Linked DNA regions of Homo sapiens: regions 2 and 3 are each linked to region 1. The links are chromatin loops, found by intact Hi-C in ENCODE. Cell type or tissue: mammary epithelial cell. All regions are shown on one strand.

What was found. Hi-C counts contacts between places; a loop is a spot of excess contacts. Peaks named below come from ENCODE experiments on the same cell type or tissue, not always from the same donor. Only the 100,000 strongest peaks of a DNase experiment are listed, where the experiment ranks them.
Region 2: a loop joins it to region 1, with 9 times the contacts of the local background. A loop is called at or near these places in 19 of 110 quality-filtered maps.
Region 3: a loop joins it to region 1, with 13 times the contacts of the local background. A loop is called at or near these places in 7 of 110 quality-filtered maps.

The regions. Positions count from the first base shown.
Region 1 is chr12:115,749,619-115,757,618 of GRCh38, forward strand. All of the region lies in intron 1 of LOC105370003 (a long non-coding RNA gene), which reads right to left. Among named protein-coding and RNA genes, the nearest start is that of LINC02463, 130 kb to the right of the region's middle. In mammary epithelial cell, a CTCF peak has its summit at 3,713 (motif pointing left); a DNase peak (open chromatin) is centred at 3,673; H3K4me3 peaks cover 2,811 bases; H3K27ac peaks cover 3,865 bases.
Region 2 is chr12:115,628,276-115,636,275 of GRCh38, forward strand. All of the region lies in intron 1 of LOC105370003 (a long non-coding RNA gene), which reads right to left. The region is part of intron 2 of LOC105370002 (a long non-coding RNA gene); the gene reads right to left. Among named protein-coding and RNA genes, the nearest start is that of LINC02463, 250 kb to the right of the region's middle. In mammary epithelial cell, a CTCF peak has its summit at 4,297 (motif pointing left); no DNase peak of the experiment used is centred here.
Region 3 is chr12:114,622,331-114,630,330 of GRCh38, forward strand. It overlaps LOC124903026 (a long non-coding RNA gene), which reads left to right. Exons shown (of 2, transcript XR_007063470.1): 2 at 474-594. Among named protein-coding and RNA genes, the nearest start is that of TBX3-AS1, 56 kb to the right of the region's middle. In mammary epithelial cell, a CTCF peak has its summit at 3,053 (motif pointing right); no DNase peak of the experiment used is centred here.

The sequences.
Region 1 (8,000 bases):
CAGAACCAAGAATAACCTATAAGATACTGTTTCATTGGGTTTGTTTTATTTCTTCCTGATTTTTGCAGCTACTGGGATGGGCATTCTGGCCCTTGTGCTTTGCTTTGGTTTAATCATTACAAGTCAGCTATGAATAAGAGACTATGCAACCTTTTTTCTCTTGAGTCTCTGCATCCCAGAGCCTGGGACAGCATTAGCTATGGATGGAGGTGGCACTGGTATTTTGGAAAGATGATGTTCCTTATGAAAACACAATTCTCCAAATCTACTGAGCCATAGCTGGAGTTGGTTGAGTCAAACCCTCACCCTAAACCCTTCCATAGCTCTCCATTGCCATCTAGATAATGAACAGTTGGACTTAGCACGGCATCTTGGCTTCCCCACCTTACCACCAATGCCTGCGCATGTGTTCCTCTCTCTACCTGAAAGATCCTTTTTTCCCCCCATTCCTTTCACCTGGTTAAATCTACTCAGTGTCAGGTCTCAGCTTAAATGTCACATCCTCCAAGAAGCCTCCTTTGCTCCCTCTCTCCACCTTCCTCTAGAAGAATTGAATTCAGTACCTTTTTGGTGCAATTACAGCCTACCCCTGTCCCTCAGCACTGATGGCACTATTATAAATGCCCACTCACTGCTTCATCACCCCTACCAGATCTGAATCCTTTACATGCTGAGTCTTAGAGTCTGGCACATAATAAGCCCTCAGTGAGTAGTTGTTGCATGAACAGGGTGAATATATAAATGGGAGCAGGGTAGAGGAGGAAGTGTCCAGGTAGGAAGAAGTTGAATTTTCCTCCTTAGAATGGTTGGGTTGCAGGGTACTGAACATTATAATGAAGGCAGTCATAGTCCAATCCTTACTCCCAACCCCAGGGTGCACAGAAGAATCAATCTCTCCAAGTATTGTTCCAACAAGGAAATCAACTTGTTCCTACAAAGTAATTCCAGCCAAACAGGTCTGCTCGTAGTTCTCCAAGCAAGCTAACTTTGCCTCAGAGCTTTAACCAACCAATGTGGCTTCCAAGACAAGAGACTTGGAAGGAACCTTCAAAGTCACAGAGAAGGTTGGGGTGAGGACAGAAGGCAAAAGAAAAACAAATAAGAAGGCAGAAATTCTTGGACAGGAGGGCCCTCTGACCCTGGCTTAGGCCTCCAATTGTAATCCTGTGTGGCAGTTTCCAAAGAACTAGGACTGAGATGGTGGGGGAAAGTGAAAGAGAGCCAGAAAAATTGGAAGAGTCTTTTCCCTCCAAATTTTGAGCCTGAGAAAACTCCATTTTACCCTTGGCTTATTGTATCCCATATGGCACTTCATCAGGTAAGCAGGACTTTTTTTTTTTTTTTTTTTTTTTTTAAGAGACGGGGTCTCACTCTGTCACCCAGGCTGGAGTGTGGTGGTACAATAACAGTTCACTGCAGCCTCAACATTGTGGGGTCAGTCAATCCTCCTGCCTCAGCCTCTTGTGTAACTAGAACTACAGGCATACACTACCTTGTTCAGCTAATTTTTTTTTTTTTTTTTTTTTTTTTTTTTTTTGGTAGCAATGATGTCTCACTGTGTTGCTCAGGTTGGTCCCAAACTCCTGGCCTTAAGCAATTCTCCTGCCTGAATTTCCCAAAGTGCTGGGATTACAGGCATGAACCACCATGCCTGGCCTAAGCAGGCTTGGATATCCTTCTGTTCTATGAGACTTGTGGTGCAAAGTTCACTGCCATACAAGAATTGTTGGGCCTGATACGGTGGCTCACACCTGTAATCCCAGCACTTTGGGAGGCCAAGGCAGGCGGATCGCTTAAGGTCAGGTGTTCGAGACCAGCCTGGCCAACATGGTGAAGCCCTGTCTCTACTAAAAATATAAAAATTAGCCAGGCATGGTGGTGCATGACTGTAATTCCAGCTACTGGGGAGGCTGAGGCAGAAGAATTGCTTGAACCTAGGAGGCAGAGGTTGCAATGACCTGAGATCACGCCACTGCACTCCAGCCTGGGTGACAAAGTGAGACTGTCTTAAAAGAAAAAGAATTGTTGGCTTCTCTCAGCCTCCACCCAAATGGCATCTCCTTAGGACAGTAAGTTTTCACTTCCCATTTCTCAATACCTCAAATATCTCTCTCCCCTGGGACATTGCTCCAGGAAAGGTCAAGGGGACTTTTGGTTCAATGGATTTTCTTCATTAACAGAGAGCCCTTTCTTGCCTCAGAATGTATACTTGAAAACCATGCTTAAATGTCCTAGTTTGAGGCTCACTCTGCCAGGTGTTTAAACTCTAGCTTTATCTTTCAGGCTATGTGATCTTGGGCAAATGACCTAACCTCTCTGAGACTGTTTCCTCACCTATAAAGTGGGAGAACAGACCTCTCTCATGAATTTTGATGAAGATGAAATGAGATGACAAATGTAGAACACCAAGCACAGTTTCTGGTTCCAACAAAGGACCTATGATCCACAATTATTATTTCTGTACTGGGATGAATTCATTTCTTGAGTAAGGGCTTGGATTCTACCGCCAGCTTTTCTAACTAAGATTTTGTAATTCTAAAATAGTATGTTGAATAAACAAAAATAGATTTTTCTGTCTTATATAAAATTAGAGCTGCAGAAAATGCAAAAGAGATAAAGAACTGGTTCACTTAGACTCCAGGATGTATCATAAAAAGTTTTGTTATTTCTGTTGTTAATACATTCCTGATAGCCACTTGTTTCCTGGTTATTTGCCTTTTTGGCTCTGATTGGCCAGGTTCCAGTACATTGAGGTTTTCACTGCACTTGGAAGCTGTGTTTTGAAGACCTCGAATCCTCTGTGAAAATGAAAACTTCTTTTTCCCTTTTCTCCCCAAACTTTGGTGGCCAAATACCATCACCCCACACCCCCCGATTTTGAGGACTCTTCCCACTTTAGATGCTTTGTAGCAGTGTTTCTATAATCATCCATTGTCCCAGAACTTAAAGTCTTTTGGCCTCTGAACTAATTCCCATCCTTGCCTCTCACACTGAGAAGTGGTCAAGAAAAAATTTTGGTTCATGCATCCCCAGTTTTAGTTCAGATAATTTGACTCTACCTTCATAATATATGTCACTTTTGCTTTCAACCATTATCCTCATCATTCAACATCATATTCTTCTGTCAATTGCCTTCCCATTTCTAACAATGTCATGTCTAACAATGCCCTGCACATGCACACAACTGCACAAACACACAACCACACATGATCATCTCCCTTTTCTCCCACTACCACCGGCATTCCTATTGTGATGATTTATATTCAGCAGAAATTTTTGGGAAAAGGTTTGAGGAAAACTTTTTTAATGTCTTCCATTACCACGGGGCATGTGAAGGTGTTGTAATTATACCACTAACCAAAGAATTCATTTCTTTCCTGAATCCCTGAAAGAATCTGAATAATCTGAGGACGTAATAGTTTTTTTCCCGCCCAGTGTGGCAGGGCAAAATACACCCATACCAAGATAAATGGTTCCTTTCTAGCTTTAGCAAAAGGTTCTTAAGAGCCGGCCAGCCCAGCAACCACCAAATACAGCTCCTTGACTTGATTACCTTCTTCCTTCTCTATATTTCTTGACAGTATCTTCAACTATCCAAAAGCAGGCCCAAAGTGCCTGTCCCTAACCTAGTCTGAACGTCCAAGAACAGCACAGCAACCAAATCAGGTCCAAAACTAGTAAGCAGAGGCTGGAGTGCCATCTGCTGACTATTTTTATAAGACATCTTCCTGCTTAGCCCACACCACTAAATGCCCACACCACCCCATTTCAAGGCTGCCAAAAGAATCTAATGGTATAGCTTCAGGCATAGGAATGCATGAATTTTTTACTATATTAATATCTCATTATTCCATTATTGGGAATAGGCATTTAGAAACAAAGCCTTCTTTTCACTTTTTTTTTTATTTAAAGGCAAAATGAAAAATCTGGGAAAGACTGACTCTTTTATAATTGCTTTTATTATTGATGTTTTTGTTATTACTATTACAGTGTTATGTTAATAGATAATAATAATAGCAACTCTTTGAAACTCCAATTTTGCACACTTTTAATCTGGATCTCCAAATCAGCATATCACAGTTTGCAAAAAGATTTATGATCCTCTGAGAGCTTACGAGACCATAACAGAACAAAGGCAAAAAATAAAATAAAATAAAATAGAAGAAACTGAAATGAATGAGTGCGCTGCCAAAGGAGCAAGAATTCAGCTCATTCAGGTATATTTCAAGATCAGGTTGATAGGCGTTTCCCATGAAAATAAGCATTTCTACTTAAGATCAAATGGACTCATTTCTTTTTTCCAGGCTATTACATTTTTTGTTGTCCTTTAAAACCAGAGGAAACACTGGGAGTTCTCCTTTTTAAATAACTGTGCCATCTCTTAGAGAGAAAATGGAAAATCCCATAGTTAGATGTCCTTCTTTAGGGTTTATTTTGCCTCTATTACTTCAGGTTTCAAATTAGACAGTAAATTTGCCAAAATCAATAGAGAGAAGAAAGATGTCTTTCTTTAGAAGAACGGATGACATGTTTTTATTTGTAATATTCTCAGGAAGTATGTCGATAACATGCAAAAATCAAATACTCTCTTTCCAACTGCACCATGTAGGAGTTTTCCTAGATGGCCATCTACGTAAATTTTGACAAATATATGAAAAGTAATACACATTGCATATATACACGTGCATGTTTTGATCTGTTATCCTCAAAAGCACCCACCCTGAAGAAGACACATTCACTAGTCGGATGTGTATAAGCTTTCTACACTGAACAAGTCTTTGGGATTCTAATAGTTTCTTTTGTTTGTACTTTGCTCAGACTTTCAGAGGCATCTACAAATTCCAGATCTTTCTTCAAGGGGAGGACTTGGTTAATATTTCCTAGTATTTTCAGCCCCTTCGTTGATTTCCTTCCTTTCTAGTATTTTTAGTTCCTGAGATAAAACCTCATTTATAATAAAGTCAAAATCCCTGGAAAACATTTCGTCAATGAAACATCCAGCTTTGCTATTCATTATTTCATTGAATGAATGTTTTTTCCTTGAAACCTGATGGCCCAACTCTGATTATTTAAAGGCAGACACAAAACTAGAATTGTGTCTAGTTTTTTAATATTTAATACGTAAAACTCTTCTTTAAAATATTTGTACTTTGCCATAAAATGGCCTATTCAAAGGCACAAATTTGCTAGGACCAAATCATTCAATTTAGGAATAATCGTATGTCAGCACCAGACCCAATGTTGGCAGATCCTATTTAATTTATCTCTCAGCCTCTTTTTTTTTTTTTTTTTTTATCATTGCAGGTTATTCATGATCCCTAGTCTAAAATGTTGAAATTTCAAAGCATGACTGAAAACATTTTAAATGAAGACTAGTCAAATAAGAAGCACTATTTCTTTATAGGGTCCTTTCATTATTTCCCCCAGAAATTTGGGGAGGTTTCTGCAATCACCATACATTCGAAATACCAGCTGCTAATTTCCACATAATTTTCTGCCCTGTTTAAAAAGGATTTTTTTGTTGTATGGATTTAGTGGGGTTAGGATTGAGATAGCGTGTGTGTTTGCACGCTCGCATGCAGAAAGATAGAGAAAAAGAGAGCGCACATAAGTAGTTTTGCTTTGAAGTCCCTACATAATTACTGTTAAGATCTATCAAAATGTACCGAGACAGCTCTCCTTGCTGAAATCTGATGAACAAAAAGGCAAGCAACGTCCAGGAAGACTGTAAAAGAATGGATCAAATTAAGAGCAAGAACAAATGCAACCAAGGTAGACTGAAAGATGTTGTGGTTTCTGTCGTTGTTTATGTGTAGGGAGGAATTAGAAATGAGAAGGAAAGACAGATGGGGGAAGAAAGCAAGGGAGAGAGAAGTTGAAGGAAGGCAAAATGGAAAAGAAAGAGGAAAACATTTATGGGGGGATGATAAAGAGAAAAGGAAGGAAAGAAGGGAGGGAAGGAGAGAAGGAAGGGAAGAAGAAAGAAAGAGAAACATTTACAGAGTTGTGGGCAGGAGAGCTGTTTTATCTTTGTGTGTTTTCTAATTCAAAGCTGTATGTCCTTGGTGCCGAAATTAAACATTACATATGGAACACAGAAAGAAAAGGGGAGAAAGAGTGGGTTTCCCTTTTTCATTTCCTTTGTTGGAATACTGGTTTGGAACATCTAAAGAGAAAATGGTTGCAATGTTGCAGAATTTTTCTTCTTTCAGTAATGATCAAACTAGCAGCTGCTTTCAGCAAAAGTTCTTAATGTCACAGTGCTCCCTGGAGTATTGCCTAGAAGGGACCCTAACGTCAACCTTTTAACTTCCCTTCCTCACTCTACTTGTTTTTCTTACAATGGGGGGAGGAAGGGATAGGAAAAATTTTAAACAGTCTCAGAAGCTTTTGAAGAGCTGCCACTGGCCAGGGGAAAGGAGGATTTCGAGAAATAACTTCCGATTTATTTCAGATAGTTAGGAGAAGGGGGAAAAGGGAATAAGACCTTTCTCTTCATTTTTGTCTCCCCCCCGCCCTTACCCCCTTAATCCTATTTTAGTTGAGGTCTGACCTTGGAAATTTCCAAAGGACTTTAATCTCCTGTACTTCAAATTGCTAAAGGGAGCTGAAAGAAAGAGTGCTGCATGTGGGTAAAGGTGGTTTAAAATGGTTTATTTATGAATGGTTTAGGCTTTCCTGATAGTAAGAATGTTAACTAGTTCGTTAGGCACTCTCTGTAAATATAAACCTTTTTCAAAAAATTTATTTCCTCCTTTTTTTTTCCTTCAGACAAAATGCATTCAATCATTAAACCTCAGCGGAGAAAAATGATCTTAAGCCTCCTGCCCCTGGGCAGATCTGACACACTCAAACGTTAATATTCTCAGATAGCTTGGAAATGCCATTTGGTGCTTTCTATAACTACACTGCTCTTCCCCAATCCCCCGCTGCCCTCTGCAACTTCTACCAGAGAAAACAAATTACCTTCATCTTGAAAGGGGGGGAGGTAGGTAGAAAACAAGAGAATGAATTGTTTTTATAAATATTTTAGAGATATGAAAGAAATCCAGGCACTGAATACGTTATGCAGATCTCAAATTAGGGGAGGTACGAACTGATTGAAATCATTAAGTATTTCACTTTTCAGATGAAAGGCTCTCGTTTTGCATTGCCATGTAGAGTTCTGATGTAATTCAAAGTGTCATTTTTGGAGGGGTTTTGGTGATTAAGACTTTTTCATTTCTCTCATTAAAGGGCCGATTTTCCTGATGTGGGTTGTAACTTCGTTCCAATCTGAAATTTCACCCACCCCTTCTCCCCGCCCAAAAAAAGGTCTATATTTACGACTGATTTTTGAAAGAATAACACATCCAGTTGTATACATATTTTTTAACTGTTTTTGATTGTATTGAATTACGAAATGCAGAAACCACTTTGCCGTCATTCTCAAAAGTCCATTTTAAATCACGAGATACGTCAAGGTATAATTACTCATATTTAAAACATTCTGTAATTATAAGAAGAAAGAATAGAAAAATGGCTTTAATAAAAGGCTATTGGAAGCAATTGACTCTCAGCAAATGTTGGTCTTTTATAAAGTTCATAATTTCCCAGTAAATTATTTTTAGTTACTAAACATCTTAAACATGAAGGATCTTAAAAGAATTCCTCATCTGCCACCACACATACATGCACAGAAAAAAATTATAAAGTTTTCTAAAAGTGCGTTTTTAAAAGACCTCAGAAACGGAAATATTTCTCAGGAAATGTCGAACACAAATGTCTATATAATATCTACATGAAATAATAAATCAAAATCAGTTTTTTTCATCTGACAAAACACAATAAACGGGTTTAGAATATTGTTTGAAGCATTTTTTTTAGCTTTCCAAAAGACCAATAATAGATGATGCCCTATTGGGAAAGATAACATGTGTTTTCTTGTAGCTTGGTGGGAAAAATATTTTTTGCTCTTTGTAAAGGAAATCAGATATATATTTGGGGGAAAAGAATATAAT
Region 2 (8,000 bases), 120 kb before region 1:
AAATGGGGACCAGATTATTATTTTGCCAGGAGCCCACTCACTCGATAACTAACGCACTCCATTGATAACAGTATTAACTCATTCGGGTGGAGTCCTTATGACCTAATCGTCTCTTAAAGTCCCTACCTCCCAAACCATTACCTTGGCAATTACACTTCAGCATGAGTTTTGGAGAAGACATTCAAACTACAGCAGTATCTTTTCATGCATTCATGTGCTTTCTAACCTGACATGGACACTCTATGTCAATTAGCACTACAGCATTTCACAAATGCCTGCATATAGAACCCTTTAATTTAATTATTCCCCTATTCAGACATTTTAGTTGTTTTCATTTTTTAATCATAAATAATGCATGAATGAACATCTTTAGAGCTAAATTGGCTCTTAGACACATCCATGAAGATTTTCTTAGAAAACATTTGGGAAAGTAATATTGCTGTCTCTAAGTGGACACATACTGTAAAGACTTTTTATATATGTTATAAACCTTCTTTTGGGTAAGGTTCTTTCTTCCAATATTACATGATGGTGGGTGTTTCACACACACACACACACACACACACACACACACTTATTCAACACATTTTCTGAGGACCTACTTTATGCCAAGCATTTTCTAGGTAATAGGAATGTAAGTAAAGGAATGTAGCAAAGAACCAGACAAATGTCTCTGCCATCACAAAGTTTATATCATGGTGGAAGAGAGAGACAATAAATACAGTATGTAGTATGTTAAATGGTAATAAATGCTAAAGAGGAAACACAGAGGAAAAAGAAGAGGCTTATGAGTTGTGGGGGTAGAAAAGGGGTGGGAATATCAAATGGGACCATCAGAGAAGATCTCACTGAGAAGAGGATATTTGTGCAAAGCCCTGAGGGAGTAAGGACTCTACAAGAATATCTGATGAAAGAGCATTCCAGACAGAAAGAACAGCAGGTGCAAAGTCCCCAAGGCAGGACCATGCCTGGAGGATTCAAGGGGCAACAAGGGTGCCCATGTGGCTGGAACAGAGAGAGACAGAAGTATGAGATGGGGTCAGAGATGATGGCAGGCCATAATAAAAACTAGGCTTTTACAGTGAGTGAGATGGGAATCATTGGGGGATTTGGAGCAAAAAGTGACACAATTTTATATTTTAACAAAATAAATCTGGCCTCTGTGTTGAAAATAGAACTTTAGGGCAACACAGGTGAGGGCAGAAAGGCTAGTTAGGAGGCTGCCGGAATAATCCAGGGGGGAAATGGCATGAGTTTCCCAGGTGATAGCAGTGGAAGAAGTTAGTGGTATATTCTAAAGACACATCACCTATAGATGCATAGATATGGATGGATGGATGGATGGATGGACAGGTGGATGGATAATGGATGGATGGATGATGGATGGATGGATGAATGAGTGCTGGATGGAGAATGGATGACTAGGATACGATAGCATATTGTAATGTATAACACATAAGTGAACATATCAAAATTTGAGGGAGGGCCAATGAGATTCTGCAGTTAGTCTAGAAAAGGTAGAAATAGCATATTCCTTTCCTCAGGAAATTTACCATTCTAGAGTGACTCCCCCAACAATCCTGAAGGCAGATATTATCATGCCCAATTTATAGAGGAGGAAACTGAGATTCAGAGAAGTTTCCACCCTCCCCTCCCCGGCCCCCCGCCGCAATGTCAAACAACTAGTAAGTGGCAACACCAATATTCCAAAATTCTATCTCACTCCAAATCTTCGGGGCAAATACTGTAACCTGAGAAATGGGAAACATGTCCCTTCACCCCAAAGAAACATACAGGGCAAAAGAAAGAAACATTTACAGAGGAGAAGAACTAAAAAAGAATCAAAAGTCGGCAGTTTGTTTATAAGTACAGGAGATGGAAGTGGGGGCAAGCAGTTCATAAAAAGTGTCAGCTGAGAGAGACGAATAAAGATCTTTCCGTCTAAGATGACCTGACATGAGTAGAGACTGCATCCGTAGGCGTCACGCTCTTTCTCCAAGGCTGCAGTTATTTATCTGCTTGAGCTCTTGTTTTTTCCCTTGCTTTAAAGTGAAATGCGCAAACACTCCCACTTCAAAGGGAAAAATCCTCATAAATGTCATTTTACTGCCGGCCTAGAAGAATAGCATCAACAGATCCTGAAAGCAGGGTGGGTGCAGGGACCCCAGGCATGTCTGTGACTAAGAAGGAAAATGGTCACTGGTTGCTGCGATAGCAGAGAAGCCAGCCTTGAATGAACTCAGCTGAGTACATGCCTATAGCAGCTAAGATCATGGCTAAGACCATGACACTGCCTTAGTTCAAATCCAAAATATGTCTCTTTTTAGTCAGACAAGTCCCTCGACAAAACTGGGCCTTGGTTTCTTCGTCTGTAAAATGGAGTGATTTCAAAGTTATTTTTAGGGTTTTAAAAAGTTCAATGTGATATACCTAGCACAGTGCCTGGCAAGTAAGTCTTCAGCAGATGTTAGCTGTTGTCTTTGGGTATCTCTCGCATGGACAGATCTGGGTCTGATTGTTATGGTGCTTCTTGTGGCAGAAAGTGAGTGGCGTCTTCTCATATATGTGGGCATTCAAGATGTGAATTATCAGGTAAGATGCAGGTACCCAGGTAAGAAATAGGAACTTGGAAAGCAGGCTGTAGAAACTGGGCCAACACTACTGACTAGAGACCCAAGAGTTATTCCTCCTCCCTTCTCCCTGGCTACCATCCGCTGTAGAGGCTAGAAAGCGAAACACGGTCAGCCTCCCTTGCAGCTATGGGACTAGTCCTGTTCAGGAAACAGAAATGAAAGCCGGCAAGGGAGAATTTTGGAAACATTATATATAATTTGATAAAAAGAGACAGCCTTAACCTGGACCTTCCCATTTTCCCTTTTCTTCTTTCCCCTCTGGCAATGCAGGAAGTAACCATCTTGTGGCCATGAGGGAGAGCCCAAGAGAATCCCAGGAGCTCTCAAAAGAATACTATTGGCTTACTGAGCCAATGCCAACAATCTACTGCATACTCACAAGGACTTCTGATATGTGGGTGATTTAAGCCTCTGTCATTAGGTTTTCCATGATTTGCAGTCATTTGCATTTTTAGCTAACACAAACACAAGAGGGAAAAGTCCTTCCTTTCCTTAGGCCCAGTTCCCCCGAATCTCAACTTCAAGCAGCCTAGATGTCATCAGGAATACCTCCAGCTTGTTGGAAAACGTTGGCTTCTGCTTCATCAATAGCCAGGAAATAGGCAGAAAGACACCCTAAAGACACTTCAAGCCAAAGAGGAATGTAACTTAGCTAGTGGGACAAATCATCTATTTCTTCTCAATGTCCTCTCAGTTTATTTCCCTTGTGCCATCCCAGAGCCTTTAGGGAGATGCTATTTGACATCCTGTCCTGGTCTCAGATTTGCTACAGGGAATTAGAAGGAGGGCTGCAAGTCTGCCTAGGTTAGATCATTGAATGGAGAATGAGGACTGGCCAAGGGAAATTGGTATCTTGGGGGAAAGAAAATCAGAGCTTTAAGATTTCCTCCCTTCTTTCACACTGTGGAGTCAAGACTGATTTTGTTCAGGGCCCAGGAAGTTCCTAACAGCTACAGCAGAGTTTTCCAAACAGTTTCCTTCTTCAAGTTCTCAGCTTAAAAAGGAAGTTCACAGATAATTGACACCTCAACCCTATTTACATTGCTTGTTCAATCGAGTTCATTCTCCCCAAAAACTAAAGCACATGTCTACATCAGATGAGTTTCTTAATGCTTATCCTACAGATAAAATACATTCTGCCATTACAGTCCTTAATCATTTATTCATGCATGTGTGGGCTGATTGATTGATGAACTGATTGATTCTTTAACATTTGTTGAGCACCTACTGTAGGCCAAATTCTGCATGGAATGGAATTTTAAGTATGACAAGTGGCACATGCCAGCCTTTGTATGGAAACAACATCCTGGGTTTCATCCACTTCCTATGATAAACCTTCTTCAAAACTCATCTAGGGAAACTTCCTCCCAATCTATACATTCCATAATTTACCACCTGGTTGATATTTTTATTGGTTTTGCTCCAAGAGAGCCTAGTTGCAGTTGTTCAAACAGTTTTGCTTAGTCAGCCTGCAAATGAATTTTTAAAAATATCTTGGCAAGTGTACAACTTGCATTGGAGAATTCTGCATGACTTTATTGTGCTTTTACAGAGGGTAGGAGTATATAGAATGGAATATATCACAAAACCTTTGTAGTAGTTTTGGAAGATGGGGGACAAATTGCTTTGCTCAGGACATATAACCACACTACCACCTGGTGGTAATGTTGTACCTGAAACCCTTGAATAAAGGTGGCCCTGAGCCCAAATTTTTGGTGAAATTTATGAATTGGAGAGAGATTTTTCATGTATGAAATTAAAAGGGCCAAGCATCCATGTAAAACCATATCTCAGAAATCTGATGAAAATTCAGATCAATACTTCCCAATTATCATCTTTAACTGCCATATTTATGGTGAATCATAACTGTTCTCAGAAGCAAAGTGCTTTTCATGTGCCTGACTTGAGATAACATTACTATTGCTTCCATTTCACAGCTGAGAAAACGGAGGCTCAAAGAGGCCATGGAACTGCCCAGGGTGTAGAGTTAGCAAAATAGGGAAGCCAGGACTCAAACCCACATTTTCTGATGCTGAAAAACACACTATGCATTTAGGAAGGGTATCATTATACTTTTGGGTGCTGTTTAAATTGAAAATCAATGCATGAATCAATGACATAACAGAGCACATTGGCATCAAGGCAAGTAAATAGAATAAAGAAAACAATAGGTAGTGTGTCTGTATCTGTGTTGACTGATTATACATAGGACAAATAGCCTTGTCTTAGGTTAGGCCAGATGCCCTAGAAGCAGAGCCTGGGACAAGGATTAGGTGCCAGTGATTTATTGAGTGCCCTTAAGAGAAACCTATATTGGTATGGAAGAAACAAGATAGAAAAGTGGAAGAAGTCAGGCAATGATGTGGTTTCAGGTAAAATCTAGCCTCATCCTGATCTGACCAGGAGCCCTGGGGTGTTAATGGCACTGCACACCTTGAGATGAGGAGACTTGACTTTTGTACCCCAGCATATGCCAGTCACTGACTATGGGCTGCCATGGAAGGGAATGTAAAACTCTCAGTTTCCTGCAGGCAAAGTGGCTCCAGTCACTCCAAAGCAATTCTCTGAAGAAGGGTTGGAGGTATGAGCAGTTAGCAGCACCCTACACAACAGCTGGGTGATGCAGACTCAGTTGCCAAAGAGGATCCCAGGGGATCAGGTAAGGCACCAACAGCATCCCTACAGATCCCCAAATCTGCAAAAGGGAGACACAACGAGATGACTGTCAGTGTAGCCTAATTTCTCCAGGAAACAGCCTATCCACACCACCAGGAAGAAAGGCCTCTGCCCTGTTTCTAAGCACTGTTCAATTCACACAATCTTTCCTAATAGGGTCAGAGAGAATATGATATTTCAGTTGGGAATGGAATTGAAAAAAATTATTCAGGTGGGTTCATAAGTAAGGGTGGGACAGGAATACAAATTGGAAATAATCACACGTCCAATTCTAGAAAAACGACTAGGTAAATTATAACACAGCCACATGGCAGAATATCATGCCTTCATTAACACTGAAGGTCATACTAAGAATTGGTGATTGTCACCTTTCATCTGGCTTATTTCCATCTGAACTCCTGGCTTCTATCTATGTCTCCTACAGCCTATGTATTAGTCAGGGTTCTCCAGAAGGACATAACTAATAGGATCTATGTATATATGAGACAGAGTTTATTAGGGAGAATTAACCCACACCATCACAAGGCGAAGTCCCATGATAGACTCTCTGTAAACTGGGGAAGAAATAAGCCAGTAGTAGCTCAGTCTGAGTCCAAAAGCCTCAAAAATAGAAAAGCCAACAGTGCAGACTTCAGTCTGTGGCCCAAGGCCCAAGAGCCCCCTGGCAAATCACTGATATAAATCCAAGAGTCCAAAGGCTGAAGAACCTGGAGTCTGATGTCCAAGGGCAGGAAGAGCGGAAGGAAGCATCCAGCTTGGGAGAAAGATGAAAGCCAGAACACTTAGCAAGCAAGGTCATCCCACCTTCTTTTGCCTGCTTTGTTCCAGCTGTACTCACAGCCGATTGGATGGTGCTCACCCACACTGAGGATGGGTATTCCTCGCCAACTCCACTGACTCGAATGTCAATTTCCTCTGGCAGCACCCTTACAGACACACCCAGAAACAATACTTTTACCAGCTATCTAGGCATCCTTCAATCCAATCAAGTTGACACCTAATATTAATCATCACAGCCTATGATAAACACAACAGCTAGAGATCAGTTTTAAAATCACAGATCAATTCACATGATGCTTATGCTTTCAAAACTTTCTGACAGCTTCTCATCGTACTTTTAATGAAAGTCACAGTCCTCACCCTAGCTCACAGGGTCGTACAAGCCCTCAGAAATCTGCTCCCTGCTATCTTTCTCACACCAACTCCTACCACTCTCCCCATCCCCGGCCACTCCCTTCTAGCCACTGTGGCCTCCATGAGGTGCCTCAAATGCACCCGCACACACTCACCCCGGGGCCTTTGCACAGTGGTTCCCTCTGCCTGGATGTTCTTTTTGCTGACTCCCTCACCTCCTTCAGTTCTAGGCCCAGGTGCCAGTTTCTCATTAAGGCCTTCTCCAGCTACCCTGTTTACAATTTAAACACATACACACACACACACACACACACACACACACACACACACACACAGGAACTCTTTCCTCCTTTCCTGCTTTATTTTTCTTCATCACATCTAGTATTACCATCTCACACCTATATATTTTTTGCATTTGTTTTGTGTACTATTTCTCTGAACTAGAAAGTAAGATCTGAGAAGGCAGGTATTTGGGTTCATGCCATTCACTTCTGTGTCCCCAGCATCTAGGACGATTACACAGTGGGTGCTCCAAAAGTATATGCTGATTGAGTGAATGAAGAAATAAATGACTAATGGAGACACTGCACTTGCTTAATAGAAAAATACACTTGTTATGAAAGCAGAATGCACAAATATATACACTCAGAATGAGTTTACTTACACAAAATAAATATACGTCTTGCAGAAGAAAGAGACTGGAAGGAAATTCAGCATCATGTGGACAGTGGTTAAATTTAGTGGCAGTAGTATTAATAATTATTATATTCTTCTCAGTACTTTTCTGCAGGGACCAATTTTCTACTGTGGCCACGTGTAAAATATTTTAGCTGAGGGGAAATGCTTGGTTTGGTCTTGTTTTTTAAAAAATGAAAGTTGAAACATGAAAGAGTTTTGATGGATTAATCAGTTTAATGATCATTTCCACAGCACAAAAGACAGGCAACATATTAAATGCCTGCTGCGTATGTCATCCTGTGGCGAGACATGAAGGAAGATACAGTCCTACATTATCCTGTGTTTAGGCCCAATGCCTGGCTTGTCCCACGTGCTCATTAAGAGTTTAAGAATGGAAAGAAGAGTGGAAAGGAAAGAGAAAGGAAGAGATGGAGGAAGAAGGAAAGGAGGGAGAAAGAAGGAGAAAGGGAAGAAGTGAGAAAGGGAGGCAAGAAAGGGGAGAAAGGGGAGGGGAAGGAAGGGAAGGGAAAGGGGGAGGGGAGGAGGGAGGGAAGGGGGAGGGGGGAGGGGGGAGGGGAAGAGGAAGAGGAGGGGGAGGGGAGGAGGGAGGGGAGGGAAGGAAAGAATATGAGAGAGGGAGAGAGGAGGGAGGAAACCTATATACATCAAAATCTCATCCTCTATCATGATGGAGTCTGAAGGCTTCTCCCCCAGTTCCTGGCTGGGGTGGGGCCACCTAGGGAGGCCAGTTCTTAGGCTGAGGCAATCATCTGTTGGGCAAACACTATGTGTCAGACCCCAGATAACTTGGGGTCCAACCATGCACAAGTGCCTTCAATTCTCTGAGGCTTTGAGCTCCACTGCACAATGGGATGTTCA
Region 3 (8,000 bases), 1.1 Mb before region 1:
CTGAGTGTGGGAAGATGTTTGTTTGGAAGCCTAAGGTTTTATGGGAATTCCTTCATCTCTGGGGATAAATGGTAGCTTACGCTAAGCCCCTGATATACATGCTGATTAACTTAGATTGAAATTTGTGATGGGAAAATTCAAACAGAGGCATTTCCTCCAATCCACCCCCCTCTCCATTGAACTTTGACCACAACCGCAAACACCACCAAGAAACAGCTTTCCATAATAAAATAATATTAAATAATTCACTGGCAATTATAGATAACTTCCAGAATTTAACCAAATCCCATCAATCCCGTGTATCATGTACCATTAGAATACCCATTTTTATGGATGAGAAAACTGAGGCTCAGAGAGGGAAGTGATTTGACCCAGGTCAAAGAGCTAGGAAGTAGAAGAGGCAGAATTTGAACCAAGTTCTGTTTGATTCAGAAGCTGGTCCTCTTTATAACTGCAAAACTGATTTCTTACAGATAGGGAAGAAGAGAACAAATCAGTTGGAAGAAACAGAATGAGCAAAGTCAAGAAGACGTAAAAGCAAGGTGCATCTGACTTTACAATTCAATAGAATAAAAAACACAACAATGACGAAAATGGTGTAAAATCTGTTCATTATAAAGTGACTACCTTCACCCAGAAGAAGTCCCTCCAGTAAGGGTTCACAGGGGGGATAATGTTTGAGTCTTGAAGACCATGTCAAATGCCAATCATCTAGAAGGACGTTATTATTAATATTACTATGTTGGTGGCCATAACTATTAGCATTATTTGTGTATGTGCTGATATGGTTTGGCTCTGTGTCCCCACCCAAATCTCATCTCCAATTGTAATCCCCACAGTGAGGTGGGGATTACGGAGGGACGTGTAATCCTCAGGTGTGGAGGGAGGGAAGCGATTGGATCATGGGGGTGGTTTCCCCGATGCTGTTCTCGTGATAGTGAGTTCTCACGAGAGCTGATGGTTTTAAAGTCTGGCACTTCCTCCTTCTCACACTCACTCTCTCCTGCCACCTTGTGAAGAAGGTGCTTGCTTCCCCTTCGCCTTCCACCACGATTGTAAGATTCCTGAGGCCTCCCCAGCCAGGTGGAACTGTGAGTCTATTAAACCTCTTTCCTTCATAAATTACCCAGTCTTGGGTATTTCTTTATAGCAGTGCGAAAGTGGACTAATATATGTGCATTGGTGAGAGTCAATAGTTGTATGTGACAGAATCCCAACTCAAACTAGCTTTAAGAGAAAAATGAGATTCACTGATTTACGTATGTGGAAAGGAAAACGTGGTTACATAGATTCTAACAATATTGGCTGGTCTCAACTCAGCCCTCTTTAACTCTCTTCTGCCTTGCCTCTCAATGCATTGGTCTCATTCTAAAGCTATTTAGCTGGGTTTTCCTGGCTACAGCATAGCTCCAGGCAGCTTCAGGTGAGTGACATCAATCACCTCAGCACCCCAAAGCTAAAAAGAAAAGCCTTTTGCCTCCAGCATTGAGGGACATAATGCCTAGAAATGATCCTATTGGTTAGGTTGGGGTTTTATGGTTCTCCCTGAGCTAATCACTGAGGCCAGGACATGGGAATCTGTGATTGGCCAACTCTGGGTCACATGGCCCACCATCACCCATAACAGCCAACCAGTAAAATTGCTTCTCTCATAAAGCTGATGTGACCATTAAATGAGTTAATATTTGTGAATGCTCAGAAAAGTGCTTGGCAAATATTAAATATTAAACCTTCAACAAATGTTAGTCATCAGTTTACCTCTTTTCATTCCCTCAAGACATCCAAGCTCCTCTCCTTGACTGCTGAGACCAGAGCTCATGTACCCCTTTTATTAACAAAACAGCCACTTTCAGGCACCATCATATTTGATGCCTCATAAGAATACTGTGAATATGGCTGGGCACAGTGGCTTATGCCTGTAACCCCAGCACTTTAGGAGGTCAAGGTGGGTGGATCACTTGAGGCCAGGAGTTCGAGACCAGCCTGGCCATCCTGGTGAAACTGCGCGTGGTGGTATGTGCCTGTATTCCTAGCTACTTGGAAGGCTGAGGTGGGAGGGTTGCTTGAACCTGGGAGGCAGAGGTAGCAGTGAACCAAGATCATGCCACTGCACTCCAGCCTGGGCGAGAGAATGAGACTCTGTCTCAAAAAAAAAAAATGCTGTGAATAGTTGTATATTTTCGTTCTCATTTTAGAAAAGAGAAAATTGTGAGGCTCAGCATCTGCCTTAGTCCAAGAGCAGTGGCTGCATGTCAATAAGTAGCTTTAGAAAGAATGCCTTTGACAGACGGGAAACAGAGTCCCAGAGAGCAAAGGGACCTCTTCACATTGTGTCAGTAACAGAGCCTGGTTTCAACTCGACTCTCCCAAACTCTCTCCGCCTCTCTTCTAAGTGCACTGGCCTCATTCTCGTGCTATTTCTCAGTCCTGGCCTCATGTTATTCCCTTGATATGAAGCTTTAGTTCACTGGCTGCCTCTTCAATGCCAGCGCCTGGGCTGAGCCCTTTTCTTGCATTACTTATCGCATCCCTGTTTTCACATGGCCCTCTGAGAGGTCAAGTGACTTCCTCAAGGTCATACAGCAAGAAAGTGGCAGAGGCAGGATTAAGATTAGGACTATCAGACCCTGGAATCCATACTTGAGATCTCTGTACCAAACTGTCTTTGGCTCAGATTAAGTTTACTGAAGGATTTCCGGGATGTTGCTTTGTGCCAGATCAGGAAGACGTATGGGGCAGTAGAAAGGGTGTACACTTAAGGACCAGCGAGAATTGGAATGGAACTCTAGCTTTGCAACTAGTAAGCCGCTTGACCTTGGAGGGGTTAACTTCTCTGAGCCCTGGTTTCTTCTCTCTGACATGGGGATAACTCTTGCGTTGCAAGGCTTGGATTGATAGTGTATGTAACGCTCGGTGAAGAGTCTCAGTAAATATTTAGATAATGACCATTCCATTGCTAGTCTTATTGTTACCTAAAGAGTGTGAGTTTAACTACAACTGGCCGCTGCCAAGGGACTAACCATCTAAGCAATGAAAGAGCATTGTCACCAGGGGGCAGCAGAGCTCCAGCAGAATCTGCAGGGCCTCACTACGCCCACCTCAATTCTGGTCATGACCTTTGGGGGACCTCAAAAGTCTAATCAGCCTGGCTTTTGTGTGGTTTGATCATAGAAGGAAATTGCAGGCGCCTCTTACTTTAAGCAAAGCCAATCGTTTAAGAGCCCCAGACTTCTGGAATTAGATAAAGCTGGCTGCATGACTTTGAATAAGTCATTAACCTTTCTAAGCCTTTGTCTCCTCATCTTTAAAATATGTATAATGTCAGTAACCACACCGTGGTGACGTTATAAAAATTAAATGAGAACATGTAAAGTAAAGCACTGTGGGCAAACAGTAAGGATCAAAACACAATAAATAGTCATTTAAAATGAAGGCCAGGCACATTGGCTCAGGCCTGTAATCCCAGCACTGTGGTAGGCCAAGGCGGGAGGATCACTTGAGGTCAGGAGTTGGAGACCAGCCTGGCTAACATGATGAAACTTCATCTCAACTGAAAATACAAATATTAGCTGGGCATGGTGATGCATGCCTGTAATCCCAGCTACTCGGGAGGCTGAGGCAGGAGAATCACTTGAACCTGGGAGGTAGAGGTTGCAGGGAGCTGAGATCATGCCACTGCACTCCAGCCTGGGTGACAGAACAAGACTCTGTCCAAAAAAAAAACAAAAAAAAAAACCGATTAAGCACACAATGAAGTTTTTCACTAAAAATTTTTAAACTTTTTTTAAAAAGTACTTGATTATACCAAAAAACTTATTGGGACATGCAAGCAGAGATCTGTGTGGAAGGATGTTCACTGCAGTGTTGTTTATAATAGCAGAAAAATTGGAAAAATAGAAAGTTCAACAATAGGGCAAAACCAACCAAACAGAACTGGTTAAATAAGTTTAAGGGTTCTTGTATTAACAAATGCTGAGCAACCTTGACCTAATGTGAATAAACTTTGACATGAAGAGACAACAACAATATATTCTTGAATAAAAACCAAGTGTGCAAGCCAGCAAGTGTAGTACAACCCCATGTATGCAAAATTGCCTCATTCTACCATAAAGACACATGCATGTGCATGTTCACTGCAGCACTGTTCACAATAGCAAAGACACGGAATCAACCTAAATGCCCATCAATGACAGGCTGGATAAAAAAATATATGGTACCTATGCACCGTGGAATATTATGCAGTCATAAAAAAACGAGATCATGTCTTTTGTGGGAACATGGATAGAGCTGGAGGCCATCATCCTTAGCAAACTAGCACAGGAATATAAAACCAAATACTGCATGTTCTTATGCATAAGTGGAAGCTAAATGATAACATATGAACACAGAGAGGAACAGCAGACACTGGTGCCTACTTGAGGGGGGAGGGTCAGAGGAGGGAGAGGAGCAGAAAAGACAACTATTGGGTACTGAGCTTAATACCTGGGTGATGTAATAATATGTACAACAAACCCCTGTGACATGTGTTTATCTATGTAACAAACCTTTACATATAACCCCAGACCTAAAATAAAAATTAAAAGAAAAAAAACAAAATTGCGTCTGTGTGTATGTCTGTGTGTGTGCACCACATGTGCGTGTACATTCTCAGAGTTATGTGGGAGATCCATCCGATATAAACAGTGGTTACCTTTGGGCAGTGGGATTTGGAGGTAACTTTTAGCTTTATATTTTAAAAGAAAAATAAAAAGAGAGAAGTTGCAAGTATAGTACAATGAAGTCCTATACTCCCTTCAGTCAGATTCAGCATTGCCAACATTGTGCCACATTCGCTTTATCTATACCTACACCTATACCTATATCTCTCTATATACCTACACCTATACCTATCTCTCTATATACCTACACCTATACCTATCTCTCTATATACCTACAGCTATGCCCATGTCTACCTATCTGTATCTACCAATATGCCTATGCCAATACATATATCTACCTATATACCTATGCCTGTACCTATATCTACCTACATACCTACTCTTGTACCTATATTTACCTACATACATGTGCCAGTCCCTATATCTACCTACATACCTATGCCTGTACCTATATCTAACTACATACCTAGATCTATATCTATCTATATATGTATGCCTATAGCTCTATCTACCTACATACCTATGCCTATACCTATATCTACCTGTATACCTACACCTATACTTATATCTACCTATATACCTATAGCTATATCTATCTATATACCTACAACTATATCTATATCTATCTATATACCTACAACTATATCTATATCTACCTGTATACCTATGCCTATACCTATATCTACCTACATACCTATGCCTATATTTACCTGTATACCTACACCTATACTTATATATACCTATATACCTATAGCTATATCTATCTATATACCTACAACTGTATCTATATCTATGTGTATACCTATACCTATACGTATAACTACCTATGTACCTACACCTATACCTATATCTATCTATATACCTGTACCTATGTCTATATACCTATGCCCATACCCATATCTATTTATATACCTACGCATATACTTGTATCTACCTATCTACCTACACCTATATCTACATACATGTTATGATTGTTATTTTTGTGGAACCATTTTGAAAGCAAGTTGAAAACATCAAGAAGTTCTATCCCTTAGTTCTTCAGCGTGCATCTTCTAAGAGCAAGAACATTCTCCTCTTACATAATCACAGCACAGTTATTTTATTTCTATTATCTAACATGCATACAAATTTCACCAGTTATATATAAATGTGTGTGTGTGTGTGTACACATACAGCATCATCTTCACAACTTGAAAGCACCATACAAGTATTCCATTTGAGGAAAAGAACAAAATACAATTCAGATACTCGATGAGGTCTTTATTGTTGAAACAAATGTGAGCCAAAAGGCCACCATCAGGCTCTGCCCTGAACACTGCCCAGAAGAGCGGCTTCTCTCCCCTTCTTATGCTACCTGGGGTGGGGCAAATGGATCTCAGCTGGGAAGATTCTTCCTGGTTGACTCACTAGAGAAGCCCAAATGTCACTCCCACCCCCTCCAAACTCAGATAGGCATCAAAGAGAGGACCGCCTCATTCCTGCTTCCATCTCTGCAACCACTTGCCTCTGCAGGTCAAAGAAAAAGCCCTCGGGCAACTCGAGATTATGGACTAGAAATATTTCTCTTCCTCCTTTTTAAATTTATAATGTACCTTTGTGGGGAGATTGAGATAGGCTGTAGAAGAAAACTCCCAGTGTCTCCAATTCTTACCCAGGAGACCAAGAGTAAAGGTACTGTGACCACTATGGAGGTTGGTGTCTCATTATGTAGTAAAGTTCAATATATGCAGATTCTAGGACCCAGCACCTCCACTCCCAGATTTATTCCCTAGAGAAACTCAGGTGCATGTGTTCCAAAAGACGGAGATGGAGCCAAGACCGTTGCTCACACGTTATTTGCATGGTAGCTCCAAACTAGAAACAGCCCCAGCATCCATCAGCAGTAGAATGGAGAAAACAGTGGCATCTCCATACAATGAAATATACTCAGCAATGAAAATGGATGGCACAGCTACCCCGAACAACATGGAGAAATCTCACAGGTGGAATGTTGAGGGGAAGAAGCCAGACCCCCAAAACACATCAAGCACTGTTGCATTTATATAAAGTTCAAAAGCAAAAGAGGCCAAATTAAATTCTATTGCTTAAGGATCCTTATGTAGGGGGTAAAATTATAAAGAAAAGCAAGGAAATGATTGTCCCCAAATTCAGGGTAGTGGCTACTTGTGGGGAAGAGGAAGGCATACCTGGGGAGTTTGGGGGGCTGCTGTTTCGCATGCTGTGAATACTGATGTTCACTTTGTAAGTATTGGCTAAACCACATATATCCTATGCAGTTCTACATCACAGAGACAAAAAATATGTTATAAAATAAAAGGGCTAAAGTTCCCAAGAGTGATGGCTCTTGCAGCACCACGAGAAGGGTATTCAATGTAGGGGCTTTCACTCCAAGTGCCCAGCTATAAGAGACAGAACTTCCGGGTCTTTCAAGTTCATTCATGACAATATTCTTGAACTCCTGGGGAAAAAAAAGCACTGCAGAGAATCCCTAAATTTTCAAAAAGTTCAAATGAATTTCTCGTTTCTTGTCTTTGGGGTTGATTTGATGATGTTTAGTTTTCCTAATTATTCGGCTTGGGCTGACAAGGAATCTGTTGTTTTCATTAGTGTACCCAGAAGCTGCCAGAGGGTGAACACTGAGGGCCATTACTGAGAATGCACCAGGCCGGGCATGTTGGCTCACACCTGTAATCCTAACACTTTGGGAGGCTGAGGCAGGTGGATCACTTGAGGTCAGGGGTTCTAGACCAGCCTGGCCAACATGGTGAAACCTCGTCTCTACTAAAAATACAAAAACTTAGCCAGGCATGGCGGTGGGCGCCTTTAATCCCAGCTACTCGGGAAGTTGAAGCAGGAGAATCGCTTGAACCCAGGAAGCGGAGGTTGTAGTGAGCCAGGATTGTGCCATTGCACTCCAGACTGGGCAACAGAGCAAAAATTCTGTCTCAAAAAATGATAATAAAATAAATGCAGGGGGAATGCACCATGTGCAAGATCTCATGCTAAGTGTCGAGGCTGCATTGATGAGTAAGACAACTTTTGTCGGCCAGGCGCGATGGCTCACACCTGTAATCCCAGCACTTTGGGAGGCTGAGGTGGGCAGATCATGAGGTCAGGAGATTGAGAACATCCTGGCTAACACGATGAAACCCCGTCTCTACTAAAAATACAAAAAAAATTAGCCAGGCATGATGGCTGGCGCCTGTAGTCCCAGCTACACGGGAGGCTGAGGCAGGAGAATGGCTTGAACCTGGGACGTGGAGTTTGCAGTGAGCCGAGATCGTGCCACTGCACTCCAGCCTGGGCGACAGAGACTCTGTCTCAAAAAAAATAAAAAATAAA